Linked DNA regions of Mus musculus: region 2 is linked to region 1. The links are chromatin loops, found by intact Hi-C in ENCODE. Cell type or tissue: left cerebral cortex. All regions are shown on one strand. Each heading gives the region's core, and the rest is flanking DNA. Links, peaks and the distances in the headings are about the cores only.

Region 1 (5,190 bases), core at 547-4,546:
CCAGAGGATAAAGCATCCCCGACTCCGGAGCCAGCCAGCCATGCCACAGCACTGTATTTATTGGCGGCTCCTCTTCACTCAGGCCCACGACAGGAGTTCAGACCCCCGCGAGAAAAGCCACCCGCTATTGATCCTTAGTCAGGTCTCCGGAGCCTGGCAGACATTCATCAAGGAGCCACAGCATGGGGCTACAGCTCGCCCTTTCTTTCTTCTTCCTTTCTTCTACCCCCCAAGTCATTCCCCCCCCCCCCGGGGGGGGGGGTCCGAGGGAGGCGGGTGAGGGGGCTTGCCGAGGTCACTCCAAGAGCTGCAGAGCGTCTGGAAGTGGAGTCGCAGGATGCCTTTGTCTGCTGCCTCTTTTTGTAGATCCTTATCAAGGCAAGCACTGCGGGGTGGGGTGGGGTGGGGTGGGGTTGGCTGTGGGCCCCGGGCTTTTGAGCAAGTCTTTGGAAGTTAGAGATGTGGAACTTGGAGCGAGTCAGGGAAAGCCCTTCTAACGAAGATAGTGTGTGGAGTGCCGGCATTTCTGTAGACTCCAATACTAAAAAGAGGCTGCTAACCAAGAGGGCCTTGAGGGATTTGATTCCAGAGAAGAGAGCCTAGAAATTAGCAAGTGAAAGGGGCCAGTTTGGACTGATGAATGGGTGCTTGAAAACAATTTGTTTTCTTAAGTATGTAAATATGCTAGTGAAGAGTATTTACTTTTTGGGTTACCTTGGAAAACCCTGTATCTTGAATATTATTTCCATCCTCAGGGTCCCACTCAGGAGCTTCTGAAGTGGGTCCCGAGGAGAACTAAGAGGTAGGAGGACGAGGAGGCAAAACAACGGGAAGCTGTCTTTATAATTTCTAAAGGATTACCACCACCAAGTCCCTGCCCCTAAGGTGTAAACTTTGCTCAGTTCCAGCCTGAATGTTCACTCAACCTGCAGGAATGATCTTTCTTAATATATGTATTTCAAAATATATGTATATTTTATTTATATATGTATATTTCATGTATGAATATGTTTGCTTGCTTATATGTCCGTGTTCCACTTGTGTGTCTGGTGCCCTCGGACTAGAAGAGGGTGTTGAATTTCCCTAAACCTGGAGTTTCAGATGATTGTGAGCTGCCACATGGGTGCCAAGGAGAGAATTCTGGCCCTCTGCAAGAGCAAGAAACCTCTTTTAACCACTGAGCCATCTCTCCTGCCCCAGGACTATCTTTGTAAAGTTAGTTCTTTCTGCTACTGTGTGTGTAAGCCCTTGGCCACTGAACAGGCCCTATGAATCAGATGAGAATTGTAAACTGTCATTGTACAGAACTTTGGGAGGATGGGGTGTGGGTTCTAGTTATTTAGAGGCTTTCGTGCTTGGATTAATCGAAACTGAGCCCTGATATTGTTAAGTTAGCCTGACACCAGAAAGTAGGTCTTAGGGACGTGTGTGCTTCTGAAATGTGGGCCAAAGTGTCCTGCTCTGTCAGCTGGCTATGCTGAGCAGTGGGAAGGATGGGAGAGCCTTCATCTAGTTTCTTGGAGTCTCAAAACTCTGTGGTGGATGTTTGGAGGGGCAGGGTCTCAGTAAATATTCCAGTGGGTAAATGAATGTCCTCAAAGAAGCCATTATGCTACAGGAGATGAGAGTGAACCCCACCTGAAACGTGTGCACAGCAGAATGCAGTCAGTCTGTCCCTCAGCACTGCCTGGAGGTTGCTCCAGGAAGGAGAGGCCAATTAATTTCCTTTGCAGAAGCTGGTTCTTGGGCAAAAAGAAAAATCCAGTTATGAAGTAGAAATTAATCCATTTAGCCAGCTCCTGGGAGGGGAAAGCCCATGACAACTGCATTTCCAAATGCCATCCCAAAAGTGATATTTCAAGTGGCAGTGGGTGGGATTAGAGCCTGCTAACGACTTCTGTCAAACAAGGAGTAAGAGCCCAGTGTCTAGATAAGTGATTTGTCTTGCCACTTCTGTGGCCCGCAGCGAGGCAAGCAGAAACGCTGAGGGGCCAGTCAGGAAGGAGCTCATACTGGAGGGGCGTGTGAAGGAGGCTCACAAGAAGGAGCCTCCAAGGCAAAGGGGGTCAAGTCCCCAAGCTGGAGAGATCAGTGTGCAGATGCAGAGAATTTAAAGCCGCTCTTGGCTGTCTTTCTTGAGGGTGAGTGACCAGCCTTTCCTCCTCGACTAATTGAGGCAGTTAGGAGCTCATTCAAACAACTTTCACTGGTGAGTGGGCGGGTTTTGGGGGGAGTTTATAAAATAGTTTCTCCCTAGTGAGTGATCTAGGTGGATAGAACCCTCAAAGGAGGGAGGGGATCCGACCTCTTTGGGCTGGACAGCTAATGGGTTTCCAGGGGTGCCTATGGGGCAGAGGAGTGGGAGGGGCAAGCACGGGTCGCGCCCCTGCAACTACTGGCTGGAAGGAAGAGGCCGCGGCCACCACAGGATGCAGTGTCAGGAAGACGGCAGCACCGGGAGCAGGGGCGGGGCTGTGCACAGCAGCCGCCTCCGGCTTCCCTCCCGCCGCCGGCTGCGGGGCACAGGAACTCCCCGAAGTCAGGGAGGCAGAGTGTACGTGCGCCAGTTCACCTACCCTGGCCCGGGCGTTCCGAGAATCCCAGGGGCTACAGGGACCCCCTAAGCTGGGGGAGTAAGATGCCAAGCTGCTGATCTCCGTCCCCACTAACCCTTTCAGAAAGCCCTTTAAACCCAAGTTGCCACTGGATGTCCCCAGCCTGCCCCGCCCCTTAGCCTGCGGAGGCCACCCCGGCCCCGCTGCGGACCCTCATTAGCATGACCTCTTGAGAAGATTCGCTGGCGGGGGCGGGAGGCACCCGGAGTCAACCGCCGCCAGCGCCTTCCCTGAGGCCCCCTCGGGCGACAGCGCTCCAGGAGCCCACTCTCACAAGTGTTGCTTCCAATTAATTGCCGAGGCGGGGGGAGGGAGAGGGGCCTGGTCGCCGCCCCCGCCCGGAGGCTGGAGCTCCACTCGTCGGGTCGTGCGTTCGCTCTGGCGGCGGCGTGCACCAGCACCACCCCTGCGAGCAAGTTTGAAATGTGAGCTGCCTCAGATCCCTAGTCACCAGTCCCTCGCAGTGAAGTGGCTGGGCCGGCGGGCTGCGCACGCGAGTGAGTGCGGGCTGCGGGGCGGGGGTGCGGGCGCCAGGCTCGTGGGGCGGGGAGGGCTCCCCGGAGACGCCGAGACAGGGCCGTTCGCCTTTCATCGTCCTCCCGCGCTCCTCCTCCCTCCCCTCCCCCAGTCGCGGCGCGCCCGGCTTCCCCGAAGCCCCCGGCCCCACGCGGCGGCACGCAGGCTGGGTGGTCACGCCCGCGGGGTCTGTGAGCGCGGCGCAGCGCAGCGGGCCGTGGGAAGTTTCTCCTGCGCGCCCAGTGCGCCCCCGCCCCCCGCGCGCCCCCGGTTCCCATCCCCGTCCCCGAAGGGCTGTCGCTTGCGCCCGGGCGCGCGGCTGGTTGCCTCCTCGGCGGCGGCGGCCCCATTAGTGGAGCCTCCGCCTGTGATTGGCTTCGCCCGGGAAGCTGGAGACGGGCGATGAATAATTGATGTGTGCGGTGCGGTAGCCGGACAGCGGCGGCGGTGGCGGACGGCAGCGAGCGGGAGCGCGGGAGCCTGAGCGCCCTCGGAGGGGGCAGCGCGCAGCGAGCGGGCGCCGGAGCCGCCCGGGGCCCCCGCGCCGCCGCCGCTGCCGCCGCCCCGGCGCGGAGCGGGGATGCAGGCGGCGCCCGCTGCCTACTCTCAGCCTTTGTTCGGCGCCGGCTGATCCCTGCCCGGAGTCGCTCGCTGCGGTCGCCGCGGACTGGGCTTTAGCCTCCGGGGGCGCCAGGGCGGGACCGCGGACTGTGCAACTTCTAGGTGAGTGTGGGGCTGGAGGGGTCGGTGCGGGGCGCCCGCGGGCCGGGCCCCGGCTCCCTCCGGGGCGCAGGGGTGAGTGTGTGTGCATGTGTGTGACAGAGGAGAGCCAGTGCATTGTGGGTAGCACCGTGTGCTGCATGGTGTCAGCCTGAGGCTTGGCCGTAAGAGTGGCTTCAGCGTGTACACCAGGCCCATTTTGTTCACCCACAGAGGAGACCTTGGTTCCTCCTCTGGATGCGAGGGTGGGTGGGGGACCAGACAGATTGATCCCCACGCCTCTTTCCTAAAGGTGAAGTGCTGGTTCCCCAGCAGACATTTTACAAGGCTTCATCCCTGGTAGGCTTCCCTTTGCAAAAAATCAGAGCTAGCCCAGACCCTTTTGGTTAGAGGCAGTGGCTAAGGGGTTTAACTTAAAGCTACTCCTTTGTGAGAATGAATCCTTGATGCTGGAGAGACCTGGAGGCTTGTATGGCTCTAGGGCTCCCTTCCCAGAGGTGATGGGTGCACAGCAGAGTTCTGACAAGTGTTTACTGGAAAGGCGGCTGCTGCCGCTCCTGCTGCTGTTGCTCCTGCTGCTGCTGGTGATGGTGGGGGGTGACTGGCATCAGGCTGTATCCGGCTGTGAGGAAGACCTTGTAGAGAGGTTCTCAGAACACTGCAAGGGCTAAGCAAGAAGCAGCTGCCAGAGGTCCCCAGCATTTGGCTTTAGTGTTGGTAACCAGTGCATAGATAAGTCCCAGTTCCTGGTTCACCTGGAAGCCAGCTGCAGTAAGACTAGGAGGGCAGATAGGGTTCCTTAGACGGGCTTTGGGAGAGCATCAGGTCTTACAGTGTGGCCGAGGCATAGTGTGCACTTGACCATTAGGCTTAACTACCAGTGAGCCTGGGCATAGCAGGTGATTTTCTAAGAGGGAGGTTTTGTGAAGCAGCTGCCAAAGTATTGGTACCAGTGTTTCTCAACAGTCCATCCTTACGTGTGGGCTAGAAATCAGACCAAGGAGTGCACAAGGCCATGTCACCAGGAAACCTGGATGGTGTACAGGGAGAGTCCTCCATTTCAGGGGCTCCGGATCCAAAGCTCATCTCCCACTGTACAGTGTATGGAGATTAAGGTCTATATGGCTTATAATATATATATATATATATGTGTGTATATATATATATATATATATATATATATATATATATATATATATATATATATATCTTAACCAGGCAGTGACTACCCTGTAAGTAGCTGGAATCAAGTCCCTTCAGGGCTATTTTTACCCCAAACTTCCTTAGTGAGAAACCACCAAACGGCGAAGCTTTGGTGAGAATCTGAGTCTGTACCGGA
Region 2 (5,190 bases), core at 523-4,522, 60 kb after region 1:
TGGCCCTCCTCTGCTTTTTCACTCCATCCAGCTTAGAGTCCCCTGCTGGCTTGTCACTCGCCTGCTTTGTGCCAGGCTGGTCTGTGTCCCCCTGAGCCTCATGGCCTACGGTGATGCCTGTGGTGATGCCAGGTTGTCCGCTCACATGAGTCCCATCTGTAAATTCTTTGCTCCCTTCTCCGATGCTGCCACCCAAGGCCTTCTCCTGCCTCCTGTCCACTGCCAGCGTCCTCATTTGTCATCGGTCATTAGCCTCCCTCTGTGCTCCCTGGCACTCTTAATATAGATTGAACCAGAAAGGTGACCCCTAGCTGTTGACTTATTGTCACCCTAAAAAAAAAAAAGGCACAAGGAAAGCTGCCACCTCCCCACCCCTCCTCTTCCTTTGTCCTGTTGTTAAGGTTTTTTCAAGCAGTGTGTTCAGTATGCAAATCAATTATTTTAAGAATCGCTTTTGTAAATATCTTTGTGAATATTTTAGTATTGTCTTTGATAATATTCAACATTTTCATGACCTGGTTATAGCCTTTGCTGGTGTTTTTAAAATATCTTGACTCAGTGACAAAACCCGAGTCCTTTTTTAAAAAAACAAAAACAAACAACAAAAACAAACAAAAACCAACCAGGGCTATTTGTACAGATGAGAGAGGAGCAGAAGAGGCGGCTGTGCTCGAGTTGAGAGACCAGGCAACCCACTGTTGAGAACCACTCTCAGTCAGCTGGTAGGGACATTACACCAGGTACCCCGTGGCTATCCCTACCCAGTGTCGGTGGCCCGGCACAGGGCCGTGCTCTGTCGGACTGTACGGATTGTTCAGCTTCAGACTGACAAATGCCTTTCTCACAAGTTCCTGCTTCTTGCCGTGATACTGTGCCCCAGAACAGCCTGGGGTCCCTGCTAGTTCCTGTCAAGGCATGCCCAGGTTCTCCACAGCTTTCCAGTGCAAAAGGCCTAGACACTCCCAGTAGCCCAGCCTCTCTGGTCATCTCTCCGTTCACACCCGAGGCTACACCTGAGGCTGATTTCCTAAGGCTCCCTCCCAGGCAAGTGCCCACCAGCAAGTTCACCACAGAGCCTGAAGCCCACACTCCGGAAATGTCTCCTTCCAGAGAAATGTTGGAGCCGATCCAGGGTTTGAGAGAGCTACAAAGACATCGGGGGCTGGAGCCATGCCTTGGTAGTGACAGACGCAGGTAAAGGTGACATCCATAAACAGAGGCAGGCCTAGGCTCTGGAAAGATCCTCAGTCCTTTCTTACAACAACTTGGAGCCATAGTAACCTCCGAAATGAGGTCTCAGCAAGCCACTTTACCACAACGAGCAACCCACCCATAGGCACGTACCAGCCGCCACTCAGCTAAGCGGCTGGGCTGGGAGAGAGCATGCGCAGATGGGAAAGGCCCCGCCCCCCGCACAGGCGATCACCCTCATCTTCTTGGTTTGAAGCTTTATTCATGTCTCACGTATCCTGTAGCCATTTTATTTTTTAAAAGATTCCTAACACTTTCTCCCTAACGGAAGCCCTAAATCCCAGAGAGCTACAGGTCTGCTCCCCATGGGCCCTCGGGCCTGACCAATCCAGACGAGGCAGAGAGCAGCAGCGACTCAAGGGCCGTGTGTACATATGTAAATGAGAAATAGACATGTCAACAAGATACATTCATTTCTCCCGGAATGTGTATTGTTTTTATTTTACAAAACAGAGAAACAACAAAAGGCTTGGAACTCCTTCATTCTACGTGGAATACTAGATCCCGTTTGTTAGCCTTCGTGACTCCGTCCTTGTCTCCTGTAATATACTGACCCTGTGTGCAGAGGCGTTTTTGTTCCCTTTTGTTTTTATTTTTACCTACATGTACTATTTACCTTCTGTGTCCTGGCCCTGCCACCTGTGTATTTTTAGGGTGCTATGGAAACAATGAAGAGAAACGGGGATTTCAGAAGAAAATTGTAACCAAATTCATATACTTTGTATAAGTTTTTGATATCATGATCACAGGTGATTCACACGTACACACATCCACACCCACACGTGCAGCCTGAAGTGACGTCCACAGAACCCGCCCTTGTCTTTGTACATCGTATGTACACTGCAATCATTTCATACTTTTGACTGGTCAGAAAAAAAAAACTAATTGTGATTTCTAGTCTTGCAAAGCTGTATGCAGTTAGATGATGTGACCTCTAATATTTATCTAATAAATATGTATTCAGATGAAACCTGTATATTAGGTGTTCATGTGGTTATTTTGTATTTAAAGATCAAATTATTTGATTATTGCTAGACATTTCTATACTCTGTTGTAACACTGAGGTATCTCATTTGCTCATGTTAATTTTTTTCTAAATAAATGGACAAAAAATGAAGGTTCTGGTGAGTTAGCTGTTTTATGGGTGTTAAGGACTGGTCTGAGGGAATGGCCTTTGGTGTTTTGTTTTGTTTTAAGATTTATTAAGTTTACAGCATTCTGCCTGCACATATGCCTTAAGGCCAGAAGAGGGCACCAGATCTCATTATAGATGTTTGTGAGCCACCATGTGGTTGCTGGGACTTGAACTGAGGACCTCTGGAAGAGCAGACAGTGCTCTTAACTTCTGAGCCCTCTCTCCAGGCTTTGGTTTTTAAACCACCACCCTATCCTGCTGGTCTGTGCACACACAGAAACAATGGAGTGGTCTGGGTGTTGATGTGGAAGAATTCTGCCCTGGTGTCCCCAGATGAGATCCTGAAACCCATGTGACTGTGAATAGCTCTGGGCATCTGTCCCTCTTGGTGAGGAGCGATATCTCTTGTTGATGGCTTGTGGGACAAAGTTTTGTGATGACTGGCTAAATATAGGACCCTCAACAGGACCAAGTCCTGAAGGGGAGCTGAGTCCTTAGGCCATCTGTGACTCAGGCTAATAGCCTTTGCTGAGCCTCTGACAGACTAGGAACAGGAGCCTGTCCGTGTCAAATCAGGTTCTGTCCACAGCATCTAGACACAGCCATAGTCCATAAATGCCTTAACAACTGCTCTCCTTGCAGGCTATGCAGCGCTGTCTATGGCCACCTGGCTTCTGCCCTGCTGCTTCCCTGCTCTGTTCCCAGCCAAGCTTGAGTTTACCATGTGACTGCATTTTATATAGGTTCGATCCTCAAGCCTCAATTCTAACACCCAGCACAGACTATTTTTGTGTGTCCAGTTTAAGTTTTTGGGAAGTAGATCAGATTGTCAGGACCAGTAGCCAACAGTGCTCTTCCTTCACACAGCCTGACCATTGAGCAAGAAAAGCAAACATGGCCCCCTTAGCAGTCCCTCAGCAAGGACTACAAACGTCAGCTTAGCAGGCTCCCCAATACTGACTGTGTGGAAAGGGAAGATTAGACACACCTGGAGTGGATTGGGTGGGTGTGCACCAGAGCCAGCTAGGCTGAAGGGCTGCCTATGGGGCCTGGGCACTGAGAAGTACTACCTCCAAGGAAGGCAGGAACTGATAAGGAGGCCACAGTTTCTTGTTTGAATGGGAGATGGCGGTGAGAAGAGAAAGATTCACATTTTAAAAACGAGAGCCTGGTGGCTGCTAAGCTGCAGCCACTGTCTTCTGCCAACATCTTGCAGCCTTGTCCTCAAGCAGCCTGAGATGCTAGGAGAGCTTCCTGGGCATAAGAAGGGCAACCCCCACTCCATGTTGCCTTACAGCAGTGACTTTACAATGGGCAGAGAAATTCATGTGTAGAGGCATAACCAGACCCTTTAAACCAAACAAATAAACAAGACAGAAAATAATAGGAAGGTCCTCTCCAGGGAAAGGATGTCAGACAGCTATCAAGGTGAGAATGGGGGTATATGTGTGCTTGCTGGGTCAGTTCTTGTGGATTGTGGTTAAAAGCAAAACTTCTGCGCACCGTTGCCTTCAAGGCAAGAAGTGAACAGAGTGGGAGTCAGACTTCTCTAGAAAGACAAGACTCGCCATTTTTAGCTTCACTCCCTGTTGTCAGAGATACACAGGCCTGTGGCTTACCCGAGCCCACGTGGCAGCTTTGGCCCAGCTCATGCCTGCTGAGACAGGCAGCTTTCTTCTGGAATAGAGGGCCTAACTGTGAGATGGGCAAAGCCACCTAAAGCTAAGCAAGGCTGAACGCCACCCCCAACACAGACAAGAAGAATAAGTCTAATGGGAGAAGGCGAAAAGTACAGTCTCAAAGCAACTGGGGCTCGGCTTCCATTCCTCCCGTGGCCATCTCCACACACCTAGTTCTAGAGTGGTTTTGTTTTGTTTTGGATAGACATAATGTAGCCCTGGCTGGCCTGAACGCTCTAGGTAGATCAGGCTGGCCTCAAGTTCACAGAGATCCTCCTGCTTCTGCCTCTTGAGTATGGGGATTAAGGACTTTGGCCTCCACACTTGGCCTGGTGAGACGTTTTAAAAATGATTTTATGTATCTAAGTGTTTGCCTGCATACATGTGTGTGGACCTGTCGTTCCTGAAAGCCAGAAAAGTGCCTTGGATCCCCTGGAACTGGAGTTACAGACAGTTGTAAGCCACCTTGTGAGTGCCAGGAATTGAACCCACGTCCTCTGCAAGAGCGGCAAGTACTCCCAACCACTGAGCCATCTCTTCACTGAGCCCACGGTAAGACCTTCTTTAATGTGACCCACCCATCCTCCTGTTGGGATCCCACCAGGTACAGTAAAGTCACCCTCAACAGACAGGGACTATCTGGAAGGTCGCTCTCTTCGTTCTCCCACCTCCACCTAGCAGCCCACATTTAGCAACTGACTTCCAGAAAGATCCACAGAGCAACCGCTCAGCGGGGTGAGATCAGTCCTCCAACAGGCCCTCCTGAGAGAACTCCAGCAGCGTCCTGTGCCGGCTCCTCTCTTCTCTGCCTAGTCTGTCTTCCCCCTAGGTCTCTCTGTTTCTTCCCACGGACACCTGTAGGGAGGGAGGAGAGCTCTGAATGAACATGCATGATTTTACATGAGACAGCAATGTCATGGGGGAAGTAGTAGCCAACCCTTTTCCCTGAGTCAGGTTTGGAAAGGCAAAGGCTCCTTCTGTCCTTTCACTCGTATCCACTAGCCATTGGCCAGTGTGCATGAACACAGCAACTATGACTTCCTCCTCCTGTTCACAGGCTGAGACTGAGCTCCACCTAATACTAGCTAACCCTGCCATACATAATAAATGACTGAGGTTCCCCAT

What was found. Peaks named below come from ENCODE experiments on the same cell type or tissue, not always from the same donor. Only the 100,000 strongest peaks of a DNase experiment are listed, where the experiment ranks them.
Region 2: it touches region 1 in a loop (5-fold over the local background); 3 of 42 quality-filtered maps call a loop at or near these places.

Annotation. Positions count from the first base shown.
Region 1 is chr14:25,604,359-25,609,548 of GRCm38, forward strand. The region is part of intron 6 of Zmiz1 (zinc finger, MIZ-type containing 1); the gene reads left to right. It overlaps Gm45915 (predicted gene, 45915), which reads left to right. Exons shown (of 1, transcript NM_001309430.1): 1 at 1-1,278. Among named protein-coding and RNA genes, the nearest start is that of Gm45915, 3.4 kb to the left of the region's middle. In left cerebral cortex, for the core only: no CTCF peak of the experiment used is centred there; DNase peaks (open chromatin) are centred at 1,967, 2,448, 3,040, 3,564 and 2 more places; H3K4me3 peaks cover 2,282 bases; H3K27ac peaks cover 2,315 bases.
Region 2 is chr14:25,664,376-25,669,565 of GRCm38, forward strand. Zmiz1 (zinc finger, MIZ-type containing 1) reads left to right here. Exons shown (of 24, transcript NM_001310666.1): 24 at 1-2,368. Among named protein-coding and RNA genes, the nearest start is that of Gm52102, 5.7 kb to the left of the region's middle. In left cerebral cortex, for the core only: a CTCF peak has its summit at 2,486 (motif pointing right); DNase peaks (open chromatin) are centred at 1,324 and 3,970; H3K27ac peaks cover 546 bases.